Regions from separate parts of the Homo sapiens genome. Here all the other regions are linked to region 1. Evidence: chromatin loops called from intact Hi-C (ENCODE). Cell type or tissue: endothelial cell of umbilical vein. All regions are shown on one strand. Region 1 holds the start of PPP5C-AS1 (PPP5C antisense RNA 1). Region 2 has its middle 7.6 kb from the start of PNMA8B. Region 3 has its middle 18 kb from the start of PNMA8B. Region 4 has its middle 36 kb from the start of IGFL4.

The links. Hi-C counts contacts between places; a loop is a spot of excess contacts. Peaks named below come from ENCODE experiments on the same cell type or tissue, not always from the same donor. Only the 100,000 strongest peaks of a DNase experiment are listed, where the experiment ranks them.
Region 2: it touches region 1 in a loop (15-fold over the local background); 108 of 110 quality-filtered maps call a loop at or near these places.
Region 3: it touches region 1 in a loop (12-fold over the local background); 59 of 110 quality-filtered maps call a loop at or near these places.
Region 4: it touches region 1 in a loop (26-fold over the local background); 3 of 110 quality-filtered maps call a loop at or near these places.

The regions. Positions count from the first base shown.
Region 1 is chr19:46,399,664-46,404,663 of GRCh38, reverse strand. PPP5C-AS1 (PPP5C antisense RNA 1) reads left to right here and starts at 426. Exons shown (of 2, transcript XR_007067275.1): 1 at 426-829. RefSeq lists an enhancer at 517-1,224. In endothelial cell of umbilical vein, a CTCF peak has its summit at 2,263 (motif pointing left); no DNase peak of the experiment used is centred here; H3K27me3 peaks cover 425 bases.
Region 2 is chr19:46,485,740-46,490,739 of GRCh38, reverse strand. No RefSeq gene overlaps it. Among named protein-coding and RNA genes, the nearest start is that of PNMA8B, 7.6 kb to the left of the region's middle. In endothelial cell of umbilical vein, CTCF peaks have their summits at 1,091 (motif pointing left) and 2,695 (motif pointing right); a DNase peak (open chromatin) is centred at 2,719; H3K27me3 peaks cover 2,592 bases.
Region 3 is chr19:46,511,353-46,516,352 of GRCh38, reverse strand. No RefSeq gene overlaps it. Among named protein-coding and RNA genes, the nearest start is that of PNMA8B, 18 kb to the right of the region's middle. In endothelial cell of umbilical vein, CTCF peaks have their summits at 367 (motif pointing left) and 2,700 (motif pointing right); a DNase peak (open chromatin) is centred at 2,742.
Region 4 is chr19:46,074,676-46,079,675 of GRCh38, reverse strand. It overlaps a transcript of IGFL4 not described here and a transcript of IGFL2 not described here. Among named protein-coding and RNA genes, the nearest start is that of IGFL4, 36 kb to the right of the region's middle. In endothelial cell of umbilical vein, CTCF peaks have their summits at 959 (motif pointing left) and 1,902 (motif pointing left); DNase peaks (open chromatin) are centred at 905 and 1,905; H3K4me3 peaks cover 197 bases; H3K27me3 peaks cover 1,888 bases.

The DNA.
Region 1 (5,000 bases):
CCCAGGCATCTGCCGGCCGCAACCCCTCACCTCCTTGGGGTCTTTGGCACCTTCTCAGTGAGGGCTTTCCATGCCGCCCCGTTTACGATGACTGCAAACCCTCTCCTGCCCCGGCCCTCCTGGGGCCCTGCCTGCCAGACTTTTGTCCCCAGCAGGCCTCACTTCCTAATGCGTGGATCTCCTCCTCATGTAGGAGGCGTACCCCCTGCCTCCCCACCGCATGCTCGCTCCAGGAGGTTCCTGTTTCTTGCACCTAGAACAGGGCCTGGGACGCCCCGGGACCCTTCCTTGCGAGACCTCAGGGCCTTTACGCGGCCACTCCTTCGATCTCAAACGCTCCTCCCCACTTCCTGGGCGCACTCCCTCCAGGGGGCGTATCTTTCCAGCACATTCCCAACTAGGCGCATCTGGGGTCAGCCTTCCTCAGTCCGGGTGGTTTCTTCCGACCGACCGTCAGCACTCGACAAATAACTGAGCAGCTGCTGGGGCCGGGAACACCGCGGGGACAGGTCAGAGCTGACCCTGAGCGACTCTACTGCCTCTCCCCGCCACGCCCACCTGCCCCCTGCGGGGTAGGACCCCGCAACCACCACTCCAGAGTCCTCTGCAGGGACTGCTGTTGCTACGGGAGAGGAAGCCAGAGGAAGGGGACGCCATCTGGGGGATGCTTGGGCCGTGGTGGCTGCAGAAGCAGCAGCAGCAGTGACGGCCACCGCCGCCAACCAGGGGCTTCTCCCTGGCCAGCGCAGCCACCTGGGCTCCGGGCAGCAGCATTTTCCACGTGGCTCCTCCAATCCTCACGAGACAGCAGCTCCCTGCATTGCTAATGGTGAGCCCACCTGACTTGCTACTCTCAGCCCTTCCTGATTGCAATGTCTGTGTCACCAATTTCCTCTATTAACCTTCCTGACAAGTCGGCGTGCTATTGAGAAACAAATGAGTGAACCAGGGCAATCAGAGCTCCGAAAAATAAAGCGAGCAAGTGCAGAAAAGGTCACTTTTTTTTTTTCTTTTTGAGACGGGGTCTTGCTCTGTCACCCAGGCTGGAGTGCAGTGGCACGATCTCAGCTCACTGCCCCTCTGCCTCCCGGGTTCAAGCGATTCTCGTGCCTCAGCCTCCCGAGTAGCTGGGATTACAGGCGCGCGCCACCACGCGTGGCTAATTTTTGTGTATTTTAATAGAGACGGAGTTTCTCCATGTTGGCCAGGCTGGTCTCGAACTCCTGACCTTAAGTGATCCACCCGCCTCGGCCTCCCAAAGTGCTGGGATTACAGGCGTGAGCCACCGAGCCAGGCTAGGGTTTGTTTGTTTGTTTGTTTTTGAGATGCAGTTTCGCTCTTGTTGCCCAGGCTGGAGTGCAGTGGCGCGATCTCCGCTCACCGCGATCTCCGCTCACCGCAATCTCCACCTTCTGGATTCAAGCGATTCTCCTGCTTCAGCCTTCTGAGTAGCTGGGATTACAGGCATGCACCACCACGCCCGGCTAATTTTATATTTTTAGTAGAGACGGGGTTTCTCCGTGTTGTTCAGGCTGGTCTTGAACTTCCAACCTCAGGTGATCCGCCCGCTTCAGCCTCCCAAAGTGCTGGGATTACAGGGGTGAGCCACTGCGCCCAGCCTGGGTTACATTTTTATAGGTGGTCAGGGAAGCCCTCCCTGGGAATGTGACATTTGAAGAAAGAGAACAGCAGTGCAAAGGCCCTGAGGCAGGAATATGCCTGGTGTGACCCGGAGACCTGGGTGGCTGAAGCCACGGGGGGAGACACAGAGAGGGAGGTGGGAAACAAGGCAGGGGGTGAGATGGAGGCGGAGTGTGTAGACCTGAGCTGTGCAAGAGAACTGCGTGCGATGGTGGCAGTGTCCTGCACCAGCACTGCGTGATGTGGTAGCCACTGGCCACGTGTGGCTCTTGAGCACTTGCGATGTAGCTACTGTGACTTCAGGATGTGGATGTTTAATTGTATTTAGTTACATTGAAATTAAAATATCCCCATGTCAGTAGTGGCTGCTGCACTGAACAGGTCCAGACCCTGTTATAAGGACTCTGGCTTTGACCTTTAGTGACATAGGAAGCCATAAGAGGATTTGAAGAGAAGAGGAGTCATTCGATGGGACTCAACTTCTTGGTCAAACCAAGTCATAAGGCTAGTCTGGATTCAAGCGGAAGGGAAATAGACTTCACCTCTTGACGGGGGGAGGTACCAGGGGCATACGGGGAAGGGAAGAATTGACAGCGGCTGTTTTTTGGAGACAATGAGCCACGTTGCGCCCCCTGGCGGCAGCTGGGAAAAGAGGTCCGGAGTCTAAGTTTGACTCGGGAATGGACACAACTTTTTCTTTCTTCTTTTCTTTTCTCTTTTCTTTTCCTTTGCTTTTATTTTCTTTTTTCTTATTCCTTCATTTCCTTCCTTTCCCTTCCTTCCTTCCTTCCTCCCTCCCTCCCTTCCTTCCTTCCTTCCTCCCTTCCTCCCTTCCTTTCTTGACGGAGTCTCGCTCTGTCGCCCAGGCTGGAGTGCAGTGGCACAATCTCAGCTCACTGCAACCTCCGCCTTCTGGTTTCAAGTGATTCTCCTACCTCAGCCTCCTGAGTAGCTGGGATTACAGGCTCCCGCCACCTCACCCAGCTAATTTTTTGTATTTTTAGTAGAGACGAGGTTTCACCATGTTGGCCAGGCTGGTCTCGAACTCCTGACCTCGTGATCTGCGTGCCTCGGCCTCCCAAAGTGCTGCGATTACAGGCGTGAGCCAACTTATTAGTATCTCTGTCCTCGGGATCCCACTTCAGAATCGCCCAGGACTCAGATGTGGAATGGACACTTTAGTGGCCTGCAGATGGCAGCAGGGGGGGTTCACTATTTGTAACACAAAAAGGGATTTAAATAGTGCCTGCAGGGTCCAGTCTCCCAATTTAAACTTTGGCATTTGTGGTTTCAAACTCACAGAATCTGAACGGTTGCCCCAAAAGACCGATGTCTTGATTCCAAATCAGCCTCTATCTGACAGGCCCAGCTGCCACCCGCTGCCACAAAAAAACAAGTTCAGGGGAACAGTTTGGTTTTTTGTTTGTTTGTTTTTGAGAAGGAGTCTCGCTTTGTCACCCAGGCTGGAGGGCAGTGAAGCGATCTCGGTTCACTGCAACCTTTGCCTCCCGGGCTCAAGCGATTCTTCTGCCCTCGGCCTCCCTAATGGCTGGGATTACAGGCTCCTGCCACCACACCTGGCTAATTTTTGTATTTTTAGTAGAGACGGGGTTTCACCATGTTGGCCTGGCTGGTCTTGAACTCCTGATCTCAAGTGATCCACCTGCCTTGGCCTCCCAAAGTGCTGGGATTACAGGGGTGAGCCACCGCCCCCAGCCTCACTCTTTACTACGGGCAGATTCGTCATAGCCTTGGGGGTTGAACTCTGTAATTCTCACAGCAGCCCAGGGATGCAGCTTCTATTATTATCATCCCCATTATATAGATGAGGAACCTGTGGCTTAAGGAATTGAGGGACCTCTCCAGGGTCACAAGGCATGGTGGAGACAGAGGCAGGGGCCTTAGCCAGGGCAGGACACAGAGGCAGAGGCCTCAAATGGCAGGATGAAGAAATGGAATGCCTTCCTATGAGAAGGAGGGAAGTAATGGAAGGGAAGGGAGAATAAGGGCCTATTTATCAATGAGGATAGGTCAGGCTTTACGTTTGCATCCAAGCTTCAGGGGAACCTTGAAGTCTTGGAGTTCTTTTTTCTTTTTTTTTTTTTTTTTTTGAGACGGAGTCTCGCTCTGTCACCAGGTTGGAGTGCAGTGGTGCAATCTCAGCTCACTGCAACCTCCAGCTCCCTGGTTCCAGTGATTCTCTTGCCTCAGCCTCCGAGTAGCTGAGATTACAGGCACGTGTCACCATGCCCGGCTAATTTTTGTATTTTTAGTAGAGACGGGGTTTCACCATATTGGCCAGGGTGGTCTTGATCTCCTGACCTCGTGATCCACCCACCTCGGCCTCCCAAAGTGCTGGGATTACAGGCGTGAGCCACTGCGCCTGGCTGGACGTTTTTACTTTAAGAAGTCCCTGAAGGATGCAGACTAGGGGGCTATTAGAAAGAACAGTTGCCCAGGCGCAGTGGCTCATGCCTATAATTCCAGCACTTTGGGAGGCTGAGGCAGGAGGATGGCTTGAGCTCAGGAGTGAGAAAAGACTGGGCAACATGGTGAAACCCTGTCTCTACAAAAAATTAGTCGGGCGTGGTGGCATGTGTTCCCAGCTATTCAGGAGGCTGAGGTGGGAGGAGATAGCTTGAGCCCAGGAGATGGAGGCTGCAGTTAGCTGAGATCGTGCTACTGCACTCCAACCCGAGTGACAGAGCAAGACCCTGTCTCAAAAAAAAAAAAAAAAAAAAAAAAGAAAAAAGAAAAAAAAGAAGGAAGGCAAGAGAAAGAAAGAAAGATCCTTACAGGCCTGCCTAGAAAAAAATGTCCAGATAATAATAAGGAAAAAAATGATAGAAATACATATGTAGAATGAGTCCATTTTGGTTAAATAAATAAATTTATAAAACTAACATTTATCGCCTGCTAAGACATGCCAGGGATTGTCTGAATGTTTTTGTTCGTTTGTTTTTGAGAGGGAGTCTCGCTCTGTCGCCCAGGCTGGAGTGCAGTGGCACGATCTCGGCTCACTGCAAGCTCCGCCTCCCGGGTTCACGCCATTCTCCTGCCTCAGCCTCCCGAGTAGCTGGGACTACAGGCGCCCGCCACCACGCCCGGCCTGTCTGAATGTTTTCTATGGGCTTTGTCACTAATCCCACAACTGTTAACTATTCCCGTTTTACAGGCGCAGAGGTCGCACAATGCCCAAGGATGGCAAAGTGAGGTGGCAAACCTAGGTCTTCTGACTCCAGAGCCCAGGCTCTCAACCCCTGTGCCCTGGTGCAGGTGGCTCTGGACTTGCTTGGTGCACCAGACCTTAGTAATTCAGTCATTTTTTCCATAGCGCCCCCAAAGAAATACCTAACAGT
Region 2 (5,000 bases), 86 kb before region 1:
GAGGGCAGGAGTTCAAGACCAGCCTGGCCAAGACGGTGAAACCCCGTCTCTACTAAAAATATAAAAATTAGTCTGGTGTGGTGGTGCACACCTGTAATCCCAGCTACTTGGGAGGCTGAGGCAGAAGAATCGCTTGAACCTGGGAGGCAGAGGTTGCAGTGAGCTGAGATCGTGCCACTGCACTCCAGCCTGGGTGACAGAGCAAGACTCCGTCTCAAAAAAAAAAAAAAAAAAGGAACCCTTTCTGCACTTCCTCCCTTTATTTTTCAGAGCTATGACTGCCCCCTGGCACACCGACTGTACTTGTCAGGGAGGTTAATAGAGGAAATTGGTGACTGGGGTATTGCAATCAGGAAGTGCAAAAACAGGGAGATCGTTTTGTCCCAATATTAGCAATGCAGGGAGCTGCTCCCTCCCGAGGGCTGGAGGAGCCACTTGGGAAAGGCTGGTGATCAGAGCCCTAGTGTAGGACTGCCAAGTTCCACGCACGGGGCCGGCTTGCTTGAGGAGAGACCCGGGAGCCCCTGGTTCACCGCAGTGACCGCCAGCTGCTGCTGCCACCACGGCCTGAGCATTCCCCCAAATGGCGTCCCTTTCCTCCTGCTTTCAAACTCCCCCCAGCGCCCCGTGGGCTTGCAGCAGCAGCAGCCCCTGCAGAGGGCCCTGAGCGGTGGCTGTGGGGACCTATGCGGCATGGGGGCAGGTGGGCGTGGCGGGGAGAGGCGCGGCAGAGCGGCTTAGGGCCAGCTCCGTAGGGAAAAAGTGTGGCTTGGCCTTTCCCCTTCGTGTCCCCAGCCCCAACACCGTGCCTGGCACGCGGCGGCGGCTGTTATTTGTTGAATGACTGACGGTCGGAATGAACCACGCGGACTGGGTGAGTCAGATCCCAGATAGGCCTGGTGGGGAATGTGCTGGAAAGAAACATTGTTTTCATTCCCTCATTCCTGGAGGGAGTGCTCCGGCGGGGATGGGGAGGAGTGTTTGGGGTCGAAGGAGCAGCCGCGTAAAGGCCTTGAGATCCTGCAGGGAAGGGTCCCGGTGCACAGAGACCAGCACAGGCTGCAGCAGCCGGGTCTGTCCCGCGCGTGGAGCCTCTGGCGACGGGTGGAGCGGAGCGCGGTTGCCCCCTCCTGGGAGAGAAGGCGACTGTCTGGGAGGAGCCCTCAGCGCCATCCGCGCAGTCCATGAGATTTATCCAGGGCTGGCGCGTCCCAGGCCCTGTTCTTGGTGCAGGAAACAGGACCCTCCCGCAGGGAGCATGCGGTGGGGAGGCTGGGGTTACGCTCCCTAGATGAGGACGAAATCCATGCATTAGGGGGTGAGACCTGCTGGGGGACAAAAGTCCGGCAAGCAGGGGGCCCGAGGAGGGCCGGGGCAGGAGAGGGTTTGCAGTCGTCATAAACGGGCCTGGGAAAGTGGCCTGGGAAGCCCTCACTGAGAAGGTGACAAGTGTAGTGGCGCGATCACGGCTCACTGCAGCCTCGAATTCCTGGGCTCAAGCGATCCTCCCACCACTTCAGCCTCCCTCTAGAGTAGCTGGGACCACAGGCACGCGCCACCAAGCCTAGCTACTTTTTGCATTTTTTGTAGAGACGGGGTCTCTGAATGTTGCAAAGACCCGAAGGACGTGCGGCCGGCGGTTGCCTGGGGGAAGTCCATGACCGGGGTGTAGGAAGAGCCAGGGCAAAAGCTTCCCAAGCCAAGGGTATGACTGTAGGGGGTTATTAGCGTGTAATTACTGCCCCTCCCATGCCAGGCTAAGTGCTGGTGGAGTGGAGGCAGTGACGCCAAAGAAGGCCGCCTGCCTCCATGGTGGTCGCTGTCTGGCTGGATTTTCACCTGAGGCAGCAAATGAGCATGAAGAGGTCCCTGGAGTAGGGCGTGCAGACTGGCAGGGCCTCAGGGCCTCGTTAAGCGCTGGGGAGCCATGGGAGGGATTTGAACAGGAGAGGGAGAGGTTTATGCTTTAGGTCTGTCGTGTGCAGGGTGCAAGGCTGGAGCAGGAGGAGGCTGGGGCGGGAACCTAGGGGACAGGCCTAAGGCTGGACCGGCGCAGGGTGGTGGGGATGGCAGGAAGTGGTTGAAGAGTTTTCAGGAGCCTGATTTCAGCTGACCAGGTGACTGGCGGGCTGAGGTTGTGTGTGTATGTGTTTGTGTCTCTGTGTGGATCTGGGGGTGGACACATTCGAATGTATATGTCTGTGCGTCTTTATTGGCTCTGTAGAGAGGAGGGCAGGATGAAGGAGGGAAGAGGATGAAGGCAGATTTTCACCCTCATTTCCCAGATAGAGAAACCGAGGCTCAGAGAGGCAAGGAAGGGAGCTGGAACCCACGTTTGTCTTACTCTACGGCTCCCTCGAATAATCGGCCCTCCCGGCCCCAGGGGAGGGACGGAATGGTCCTCCCCCAAGGATGAGGCCAAGGTATCCTGGGGTCCAGACCCCAGACCCTCCCTCACCTCTTCCCTCTCCCCCCTCCCCCGCCACCTCCCCACCGCGAAGAATCCCGGGGTCCAGACCCTTTCCCCTAGAGGCTGAACTTGTCTTGGCCCCTCGGCCTGCTTAAGCGGGAAATGAGCGATCCCCAAACTCTGGGAATGTGGCCACGTCCTAGAACTGCGCCGCAGACGACGACCCTTCCCTTTGCCCCCGCAACCTACGACTCCAGAGCAGGGGAAGAATCCGCGCGAGTTGCGATGCCCGCTGATTCCACCAGGAGGCACCCCAGTTCCGCCGTTTAAAATCGTGGGGCCACGGCGCTTTCCCCAGCGCTTTAAAGGGACAACCCTCCCTGGTCTTTGAACGCCAGGCTGGGGAAAGCGGACTTTCCTGCAGGACAGCGGTTCTCAAAATCAGGTCCTGGACCTGCGTCAACGTCTCCTGGGAACTAGATACACATTCTCGGGCCCACCCTAGACCTACAGAACCCCTTTGGGGGTGAGGTCCAGCAAGCTGCATTTTCAAAGGACCCCCAGGTGCCTGCGATGCGGGACTAGTTTGAGAACCACGGCTGTGGCGTCTGATGGTCTCTAGGACCCCTAGGGTCGCGGTTGTGAGCCCCGGCTGCCCATTGCTTGGAATCACCGGGGAGCTTTAGGGACTGTTGCTGCCCCAGCCGTGCCCTGCACCATTCAGAGATTCCGAGAGCGGCTGCCGAGATCTGCAGGCTGGACATGGGCTCTGGGTCATTCCAGGGGCAGCCGGGGTGGGCACCGCTGCCCTGGGGTCCCTGTCAGGGCTGAGGTGTGCAGTGAAGAGCTGGCCGCCGCTGATACGTAGCAGAAATAAGACGAGATGACCTCACAAACACATCACACCCTCTTCAGTCCCCTGGGCAGTGCTGGCAGGAAAGCTCTGCTGTGATCCCCATTTCCCATGAGGATGTGGAGGCACTGAGAGGTCAAGTAATCAGCCCAAGGTCACACAGCTTGCAAGGGGCAATGCTGGGGGAGTCAGGCAGCGGGGCTCCAAACCCCTCCTCCCATCTCTAACCATTTCCTCTTCTCTTGTCACACCCAGTGAGCCTGGGAGGGGGACCCAGAAAGCCCCCCTCCCCCAACCCCTATCTCAGGGTAGCATCTCTTCCCTTCATGTCTGTGTTCTGGAATCACCTGTGGCCTCTCATTTTTCTCTTTAGTGACAGTGAGGGGTGGCTGGACTGGTCCAGATGAAGGCTGATTTGGAGTCAAATCTCTGGTTTTCTGGGGCGTTTGAAACCATACCCCAGAGGCATCAACTGGCTACCTCAGGGGAACTGGCCCTGCAGGCTCCATTTGAAACCCCCTTGATTTGAAAATATTGACGCCTCTGTTCGCATCTCATCTCAAGTTACCCAAGGGCTCCTTGCACCCCTGGGGCCTCACTGGATGTCACACTGAAGATGCTGGGAATGGAACGCAGAAAATAGTATGTCCACTCAAGGGGGAAACAGAGACTCTAGTGGGAGACAGATTTGCCCAAAGTGTCAGGGATACTCAGAGGGGGTGGGAGGATCAAAACCTTGTGTGTGATTGACACGTGTGTCTCTTGAGTGTATGTGTGTGTGTACACTTAGGGGTGTGTATGTGAATCCATGTCTGAGTGTCCCAGTGTGCATACAGGTGTGTGCTCACCCCTCAGCCATTAGGGTGTGTATGGGTGTCCGTGTCTATGTGAGTGAATGTGTGAGTGTGTGCATGAGTAGGTGTATGTGTCTGCACATAGTGTGGGTGTCTGTATTGATCTGTGTTTGTGCATAGGCTTGTATGCATGTGTGTGTCTAGACTGATGAGTCTTGGAGCATGGTGTTTAAAATTGTGGGTTTAGGAGTTTGTGAATGCTTTTTTTTTGAGACGGAATTTTGCTCTTGTCTCCCAGGCTGGAGTGCAATGGTGCAATCTCAGCTCACTGCAACCTCCACCTCCCAGGTTCAAGAAATTCTCCTGCCTCAGCCTCCTGAGTAGCTGGGATTACAAGCACCCACCACCACGCCTGGCTAATTTTTTATTTTATTTTTTTTTTGAGACGGAGTCTCACTCTGTGGCCCAGGCCGGAGTGCAATGGCGCAATCTCGGCTCACTGCAAGCTCCGCCTCCCGGGTTTGTGCCATTCTTCTGCCTCAGCCTCCAGAGTAGCTGGGACTACAGGCGCCCGCCACCACACCTGGCTAATTTTTTTGTATTTTTAGTAGAGACGAGGTTTCACCATCTTAGCCAGGATAGTCTTGATCTCCTGACCTCATGATCCACCCACCTCGGCCTCCCAAAGTGCTGGGATTACAGGCGTGAGCCACCGCACCCGGCCCAGTCTGCTTTTTAGAAAAGTCTCCTGGTTCATTAGAAAATGAAGATGTGTCAAATCATTTCAGCCGCACCACTGAACGGTGGTATAGTTTAATCAGTGACATTTAGCAAATGATGGCTTTAATACACACAAAATGTAAAGCAACACAACCACCGTGGTGCACGAGATGATTGGGTTCATAAAGAGTGAGGATTTCTAGCACACCACAGGCTGGCATGG
Region 3 (5,000 bases), 110 kb before region 1:
GAGAAACTTTGCCACAAACAGGACAAAGAGCTGTGAAGTCACAGAGGCTTGAGCTGGAAGTTTATCTGCAGTTTGGATGCTGTGCGACTTGGGAAAATTAAACACCCTCCCTGATCCTTGCTTTCCTCCTCCTCTACCTTGGCTGGGTCTCATCTAGCAGTTGATTTAGAGATCAGGTGTGTGAAGCACTTAACAGGGGTCTGACAAGCAGTAGGGCTGATATTAGCAGTTATTCACATTGTTATTGTTATTCCTTTCTCCTTAGGTGGGGGCGGAGGGGGCACGTTTTGGTGGTGGAGGGAGGACACATGGTAGATGCATTGAATTCTAGATTTTTTCTGCCCTCTAGTGGGCATGAGGAGCCACAGCTCTGGGAAAAGGAAAATACATCCACCCTTTAAACAGTTACGTGAATTCATTCTTTTTTTTTTTTGGTAAGACGGAGTCTCGCTCTGTCACCACCCAGGCTGGAGTGCAATGGCACGATATTGGCTCACTGCAATCTCCACCTCCTGGGTTCAAGCAATTCTCCTGCCTCAGCCTCCCGAGTAGTTGGGACTACAGGCGTGCGCCACCACACCCGGCTCATTTTTTGTATTTTTAGTAGAGACAGGGTTTCACCATGTTGGCCAGGGTGGTCTCAAACTCCTGACCTCAGGTAATCCACCAGCCTCGGCCTCACAGAGTGCTGGGATTATAGGTGTGAGCCACGGCGCACGGCCCTTTCTTTTGTTTAATAAACCTTCTCGAGCCCCTTCTCCATACTGGAGACCCAGCAGTGACCATGACAATACTGGACCTGCCCTCTTGGGACTCAAAGTCCAGTGGGGGAGAGAGAACTGACAACCCCAAGGGGACACCCGACCCAGTCCACGTGCTTTAGACTGGATGAAACCAGGGAGAAGGGTTGGCCAGAGCTTTCTTTCCAGATCTGGAGCACATGGTGAAGGGCTGGGTGTTGTCTTGAGGGCACTGGGGAGCCATAGCAGGTTCCAGGCAGGGGGAGGAACAGGGGCAAATTTGTGCTGCCATGGGTGAAATGGGTGGGATGGGGGAAGACTGGGGATGGGAGACCTAGGGCTGAGAGGGGGATAAGGAGGCGCCTGGATAAGGGGTGGGGCCATGGGTGGGGGAATACCAGGGCGAAGCCCCTGGCTCGGAGGAGAGGGAGGGCCTCGCCCTCTTGTGGTCTAAGGGAGGAAAGGATGGTCTCCAGCCAGATGCCCCACCTCATTCAGGCCTTCCTCACTGGGGGCCCCATCTGGAGTTCTCCTGTGCACACCACAGCCCAGAGATTCCAGTAAGTCCGGCTGCCTGGGACAGGCCGCCAGGTCGGCCAAGGATGACCAAGAAAACACCATTTGGCCCCATCCTGGGGAGAAAGAATGGGCATTTGTGTGGCCAGGATTAGGGGTGGACTAGGGGAGGGGACGTGTCAGTGTGTGTGTGTGAGTGTGTGTCAGGGTCGGGGTGATGGTGTGTGTGGACATGTGAGAGGGTTTCAGTGGGTGTGGCATATGTGTGTGCAAAGGTGTGTGAATCGGTATGCTGGATGTGCAAGTGTGTGTGAACATGTCGGTGTATCTGGATGTGTGTGTTAGAATGTGACTAGGAGTGTGAGCATGATTGTGTGTTTTGTGAGTGTGTTGGCACCTGTGTAAGTCTGTGTGTGTAGGTGTGTGCCTATTAGTGTGACTGTGACACTAGCTGACAGGAGCCCACGGCCACACCTTGAACCCGACAACCCCTGCCCTCAGTCTCTGCAAGGACCCATCCTCAGCATGCTCCCAAATTTTGGGTGTCACCTTCAGTATAATCCTCACATATTGGGGACTTCCCAAATACAGGGTCACCAGCTTCTCATGTAGCCAAAACCAAATAAATGCAAAATGAGTAAAAACAAACACAAAAATGAAACCAATGTGAAGAAAGGAAAACATAAAACCAAAGAATGGGTGGGAGAGAATTGCAAACTAAAACGAGGATTTTAAATGGAAAACATGGCCAGGTGGGCAGCTCATGCCTATAATCCCAGCACTTTGGGAGGCCGAGGCAGGCAGATCACTTGAGGTCAAGAGTTCGAGACCAGCCTGCCCAACATGGTGAAACCCCGTCTCTACTAATAATACAAAAATTAGCTTGCGTGTTGGCGCGCGCCTGTAGTTCCAGTTGGGCAGGAGGCTGAGGTGAGAGGATGGCTTGAGCCTGGGAGGCGGAGCTTGCAGTGAGCTGAGATCAGGCCACTGCACTCCAGCCTGGGCGACAGAGGCAGACTCCGTTTCTAAATACATACATAAATAAATAGAAAACATTTACGTTTGGATATATCCCACTTCCTCACCTAACTGTCCCCACTCTTGTTCAGGTTCTGGCCCCCTGGTGGAAGTCGGGCAGGCACCCTCCCGGGGCTGACACTGGGGAGCAACATGAAGTCAAATTTTCATCCCATTTCTCAGATGAGGAAACTGAGGCTCAGAGGTGGGGAAGAGCTCGAACCCCGGTCTGTCGGCCCCTCTGATTGCCACCCCCTTGTCCCTCGGGCGGGTTAGACCCGATGTCGCGCTGGTCCCTACAACACCATCCCCAGGGGCTGAATGCTCAAGCCCCTCCGGCGGTTCAAGCAGGGAGAGGAGCGCCCGAGACACGCGGCTAGGAGGGAGGAAGGAGAGTTCCACAGACAACAGGCGACGCGCTCGTGTTCCCCACCAGGGGGCGCTGCAGGACCGCTGGCTAAAGCGCCGGCTCAGAACGCCCTGGCCCGGTGGCTTGGCCTAGTGGTCCTTAGCCTGGCTTGTATGTTAGAATCACTTGGGAGTGCTTAAAGATCCCAATCTTCAGGCCACACCCCAAAACAGCGGAATCAGAGTCCCTGGGAGTGGAGCCAGGGCATCGGTATTTTGCAAATCTTCCCCTAAGTGATTCCAAAAGTGCAGCCAGATTGGGAACCACTGACTTATAGAGGTTTTCATGACAATGCTAAGAGAACGAGATCCCTATTTTCAGGTACATAAGTGAAGGCCCCAACAGGTAATTAACCAGCCGAAGGTTGTAAGTGACAGCAGGGGCTGGGGGTGGGGTGAGCCCAGGCAACAGCACTGCAAATATCCCTCCCACACCAAGCCCTGTCCCCATCTCTTGTATGCCCCTGCCCCATCCCCCAGCTCCCCACTTTAGAAGCAATAATGTCCCCACTCGTCCTCTCCCTGGGAAGGTAAAGGCTAATTTGGAGTCAAGACTCCAGTTTTCTGGGGCGATTTCATCAAAAATCCTGCTGTCTGGGCTGGGTGCGGTGGCTCATGCTTGTAATCCCAGCACTTTGGGAGGCCAAGGCGGGTGGATCACTTGAGGTCAGGAGTTTGAGATCAGCCTGACCAACATGGCGAAACCCTGTCTCTACTAAAAATAGAAAAATTAGTTGGGCGTGGTGGCATGTGCCTGTAATCCCAGCTACTTAGGAGGCTGAGTCAGGAGAATTGCTTGAACCCGAGAGGCAGAGGTTGCAGTAAGCCAAGATCACACCACTGCCCTCCAGCCTGGGTGACAGAGTGAGACTCCACCTCAAAAAATAAAATAAAATAAAATAAAAAAGAAAATCCTGTTGTCTGAAACCATAACCATGAATTTGGGAACTGAATTTAATCCTCCTTGAGTTAAAAATAATGAATATTGTTGCTGCCATCTCTGGATTACAAAAGTGCCCATCTCATAGCTGAGCCCTTGGCTGATGCTCTTGTGGCGTCCCAGGGGCAGAGATGGTTGTGTCCATTCCAGAGAAACACAGATTTAGACTCTTCAGGTCTTTTCTCTGCCAGCTGTTGCCACAGGGCACACTGTGGGGCATGGTATCCAAGACGATTGCTATCAGTTCTCCTGCCCTATGAGCCCACTACCTTTCCCATCAAGAGATGGGATCTCTTTCTCCTCAGCTTGAATCTGGGCTAGCCTTACGACTTGGTTGGACCAATAGAATTCAGCACAAATGATGTGATACAAGTTCCAGGTGTAGCCCTTAAGAGACATGGCAGGATTCACCGCCTCCCTGTTAGAAGCCAGCCGCCATTGTTTAAAACTTCAGCTGAATTAAATTTAAAGTTTAATTGAACAATGAACAATTTGTGAATTGGGCAGCCCCCAGAATCACAGCAGATTCAGAGAGACTCCAGGGATGCCTCCTGGTCAGAACAAATTTATAGATTAAAAAAAAAGGGAAGTGGCTGGGCGCAGTGGCTCACACCTGTAATCCCAGCACTTTGGAAGGCCAAGGCGGGTGGATCACGAGGTCAAGAGGTGGAGACCATCCTGGCCAACATGGTGAAACTCCATCTCTACTAAAAATAAAAAAATTAGCTGGGCGTGGTGGTGCATGCCTGTAGTCCCAGCTACTCAGGAGGCTGAGGCAGGAGAATCCTTGAACCTGGGAGGCGGAGGTTGCAGTGAGCTGAGATCGCGCCACTGCACTACAGCCTGGCGACAGTGCAAGACTCCATCGCCAAAACACACACACACACACACAAAAACGGGAAGTGACATACAAAAATCAGCAGTGAGGTACAGAAACAGCAGGATTGGTTACATGTTGGTGTTTGCCTTATTTGAACACAGTTTGAATTAGGTTTTCGATCTTGTCTGCCTATTAAGCTAGGTTATAGCTTGTCCACAAGGACTCAAAAATAGAAGTATAGAATCCTTCTCGGGCCATATTTAGTTTGCTTTAACACCATGTAAGAAGCCTGACCCCTGTGATCCTGCCATGGTATGAGGAAGCCCAAGTCAGCCATGTGGACAGGCTGTGTGAAGAAAGAGATGCCAGACAGTCCCCAGCCATTAGAATCATCCCATCCGAGGTGCCAGACATCTTAAGTGAAGGAACCATCTTGGACATCCCTACCCTAATGGAAGCCCATCAAGCAGAAGAACCAGCCAGCTGAACCCAGTCCTGATTGCAAAATCAAGAGAAAAAATATACTGCCACTGCTTTAACCCACAAAGTTTTGGGGGTG
Region 4 (5,000 bases), 320 kb after region 1:
CTGGCAGAAGTGGTGCAGACTATGATGTAGCTAAAGCAGATGAGTACCTGCCATTCAGGTACAGGCGACGTACAGGCGTTTCCAAAGCGCCTGAGGCCTGGAAACTCGGGTGGCTGGCTGGGGGATCATGGCCAGGGGCAAAGAACTTCTGAGCCCGTGTGACTTGGGTCTCATTCGGGCTATAGGGGTGCAAACAGGCTCCAATCCGCGAGGAGGATGCACTAAAGTGACCCGCTTAGGCTGCAAAACCAGGTGCACCATGGTACGCACGACTCGCTGAGCTCCATTTTCTAGGCGGGGAACTCTTGAGGCCTGACGCCCACGAGGGGAGCGGCAGCGACTTGACGCACCTCCTGGGCAGCCAAAACAAACCATTGCAGAGGATTCTTGTCCCACCCAACGAGCAGCCCCAGCCATGAACTCTGCAGCATCCCAATTGTCCAGAACGCCCGAAACTGGCAATGACTACTGACACCAAGGCAGTTACTGCGACGAAAACATGGCGGCCAAAGCCGCCTCACCCATCGCCTGCGCGATGTCTACTGACGACGCCTGCGCGATGTCTACTGACGACGCCTGCGCGATGTCTACTGACGACGCCTGCGCGATGTCTACTGACGACGCCTGCGCGATGTCTACTGACGACGCCTGCGCGATGTCTACTGACGACGCCTGCGCGATGTCTACTGACGACGCCTGCGCGATGTCTACTGACGACGCCTGCGCGATGTCTACTGACGACGCCTGCGCGATGTCTACTGACGACGCCTGCGCGATGTCTACTGACGACGCCTGCGCGATGTCTACTGACGACGCCTGCGCGATGTCTACTGACGACGCCTGCGCGATGTCTACTGACGACGCCTGCGCACTGCAAGGTGGGCGCCGCTCTCCATTTTCTGAGCAGTCTCCTACTGCCATCTAGTGTTGACTACTGGGATATCGGCTCAAATACCCCCAGAGAGAGTGCGTCACAGGCCTTTTGACGGACTGTGGTGAATTGATACATAGCTATGTTTGATGCATTTTAAAGTGAGCCTTGACTCCACACTTGAATGCTGTTATAACCCCTACAAAAAATAATGGACAAAAAAGACCAATGGGTTAGGGAGTGAAGGCCTTTAGGTAATACAGGAGCAGGTGGTTAGTAGCCAGCTCCATTGTATCAAAATACCTCATTTTGTTTATCCATTCATCTGTCGATGGACCCTTGGGTTATTTCCATCTTTCGGCTACTATAAATAATGCTGATATGAACATTGATGTCAAATATCTTTTTGCGTCCCTATTTCAATTGTGTGGAGTACATACCTACTATTGGGATTGCTGGGTCGTATATTAATTAATTCTATATTTACCTTTTTGAGAAACTCCCATTGTTTTCCACAGCAGCTGAACCATTTTACATTACCACCAGCAATGCACAACACCTGTTAATTTCTCCGCATCTTTACCCACACCTGTTAATTTCTGTTTTTTTGTTAATAGCCATGCTAGTTGGAGTGAAGTACTATCTCCATGTTATTTTGATTTGCATTTCCCTAATGATCAATGATGTTGCGCATCTTTTCATGTAATTATTGGCCATTTATGTATTTTATTTAGAGAAATGTCTATTCAAATCCTTCTCTTGTCTCTTAAATGAGTTATTTGTTCCCGTTGTTGAGTTCAGGAGTTATTTATATATTCTGGATATTAATCTCTTATCAGAAATACGATTTTTAAACATTCTCTCCATTCTGGGGGTTGTCTTTTCCAATTACTTTTTATATGGGTTATGTGATTTAATCACAGTGTCAAAGGCACGTTTAGCGTGCACCCACCATAGCACTGTATGACTTTTATAGGCTCTCGAAACATCTATCCTGCGACCCCTGCAGGCAAGAAGATAGAGAGGGTACTCCAGCCGGTATCCCCGTATTCCTCCCTAGATGGCAGTAGGAGACTGCTCAGAGAAGAGAGCGGCGGATTCCGCAGTGGAGCGCTCCCGCAGGCGCTCCCGCGGGCGCCTCCAGCAGAGCTCGCGCAGGGGCGCACGGGGGCGGCAGTGTAAGTAGTCGCCATGTTTCTGTCGCTATCACTTTCTTGGGGGTGTCACTGATCACTGGCTATTGCGACTACCAGACGCTCTGGACACTTGGAACGCTCCTGAGTTTGCGGCTGGGTCCACTTCCTGAATGATACTAGGATCCCCGCCTCTGGTTTCTTTTGGCTGCCCCCGAGCTACCTCAGTCTTTTTCAATGTCAGGCGGTCCAAGTTCCCTGTGGTGAAAATGGAGCCCAGTGAGTCGTGCCCATGGCAGCGCACCTGGTTTTGCAGCCTGGGCAGGTCACAGGTGCATCTTCCACGGGGATTTGAGCCAGCGTGCACCCCCATAGCGCGACTGAGATTCCAAGTCACACCCAGGTTTTGGCCTCGCAAATCCGCCTCTGCTCCCAGCTGGCACCTGAGTATGCAGGTCGCAGCCCGCGATTTAGAAACACCGGCACCCGGGTGAACGCCCACGGCTCCTCAGCTTTCGCTGCACCGACGTCTGCACCACGCCCGTCAAGCTCAGCTGCATCCTGACTCTGGGTTGGAAACTTCGTGGTGGATGATGCCTGTAACTACCCAGATGAAATCAAGACGCAACAGCCCTCATCGAGGGATGCTCAGGTGAGAGATCCTCAGCATTTGTGTCTCTAAAGAAGCCAAAGGGGGCCTTTGAGGTAATCCGCTTTACATATTTGAAAAGCCCATGGATAATCACAATAACGTTAGGAATCTCACACCCTCTTTGTGCTTCCAGCACCAAAAGAACAGAAGCTAGGTCAGTGAACAGGGAAGACGCATAGGTAGAAGTGCCGGGCAGCCAGGAAAGATAGAGTGAAACGTATCTTTAAATCAAGAGTTTTGTTTTCACTTTTACATATTTCTGGGCATTTTAAGTTGACAACACCAGGATATTTATTATTTATATTTATTATAAATAATGTATTTATATTTATTATAAATAATGTATTTATAATAAAACTAAATAATATATTTATATTTACTAAATAAAACTAACCGGGAAAATGTATACAATTTGACCTAAACTTTTAGGATCAAGGAAGAACTAGAACCACGGAATAAATTTAAAAGGAAAGAAGTGTAAAAAAGGACTGCACAGTCCTTGGAGAAATGGCACATTCTAGATCTGGAACAGAAAATATACACGATGAATCTGGAACATCTTGTGCCAGAAAATAAGGAAGTGCTGAAAATAACAATTACAATAATGATATAACCCCACATTGATCACAATATGTCAAAGGGGCACAAGGGCCAACAGAAGAGCTCCCAGTGGCCAAAGCTGGAACAATTTGAGCAAGAAATGAATTCGGTGGTATTGGGTTATGACCCTACTGTGGTCTGAATTTTTGTGTCCCTCCAAGATTCACGTTGAAACTTAATCCTCAATGCAACAGTGTTAAGAGGTAGGTTTATAGGAGATGATTAGGTCACGAAGGCTCCTCCCTCATGAGTGGGATTAGTGCCCATATAAAAGTGCTGGAGGAAGTCTGTTCTTGTTTCCCCTTTCTGCCATGTGAAGATACAGTGAAAGATGTCATCTTTGAAGCAGAGAGCAGCCCTCACCAAACACTGACTCTGCAGGTGTTTGAAAGTTTGGACTTTCAAACTTCCGGAAACTGTGAGAGATAAATTTTTGTTGTTTATAAATTACCCAGTCTAAGGTATTTTGTTATAGCAGCAGGAATGGACTAAGATAAACCCAAAGTTTAAAATAAATACTCATGAGTTCCTACTGGTATAAATAAATGATTGAATAAATAAGTGGGGAGAAGAGACAAATCTCTAATACAGAAGAATTCGAAGTAATATATATAAATACAGCACCATCAAGGAAGGAAAGCCCAACTCCTCACTTTTTAAAATGCAGGCTGCAAATAATGACCTGGCTCCAAAGAGTTCAATGTGGAAAGGGGAGAAAAAGAGTAACTTTACGCTGGAGAAAAATACCACATCAGCCAGGTAATCGGTGTCATAATCATCAATGATAAATCATGTTGACAGTATCTCCTTGATAGGATGTGATAGAAATGGTACTTTACCTCTGTTATCTTGCTCCCCAAAACCAATAATGTCAGTCTAATCATTAGAGGGAAAAATCACACAAATTCCAGTAGGGATATTCTACAACCTTACCAGTGCCCTTCAGACCCTGGTAAGGATCTGAAGCATCTTGTGCCAGAAAATAAGCAAGTTCCTTACCAGTACTGCTCATAACTGTGAAGGTCATCAAAAACAAGGAAAAATCTGAGAAACTGTCACAGTCAAGAGGAGGCTAAAGAGACAGGACAACTAAATGCAATGTGTCCTGAATAGGATTCTGGAACAGAAAGAGAACATCTGGTGAAAATGAAGAAAACCTAGATAAACTATGGACTTTAGTTACTAACGGGGTATAAATATCCTTTCATTAATTATAATAAAATACTAATGTAAGAAGCTAAAAATAGGGGAAGCTGGTTTCAAGGTATTTGGAAGCTTTTTATACTAGCTTCTTAATTTTTCTGTAAATCTAATGCTGTTCTAAAAATAAATTATTCTTTAAACTATTGAAAACTCTAAGTGGTAGGTTTAAGATAGCCACAAATTCTTTCTGTTCTTCCCATTGAAAGGTGGAATTGAATCCCTTCCTCTTCAATCTGGGCTTACCTTGTGACTTCCTTGACCAGTAGAATGTGGTGAAAGTGTCTTGATTTCCATGTCAGGGACATGATTTTCATCAGCTTCTTGGAATACTTGCATGCGGAGCTTGGCTTCTGTAATGGTTAATACTGACTGTCAACTCGATTGGATTGAAGGATGCAAAGTATTGATGCTAGGTGTGCCTGTGAAGGTATTGCCAAAGAAGATTAACATTTGGGTCAGTGGGTTGGGAAAGGCAGACCCGATGTTAATCTGGGTGGGCACCATCTAATCAGCTGCCAGCTTGGCTAGAATAGAAAGCAGA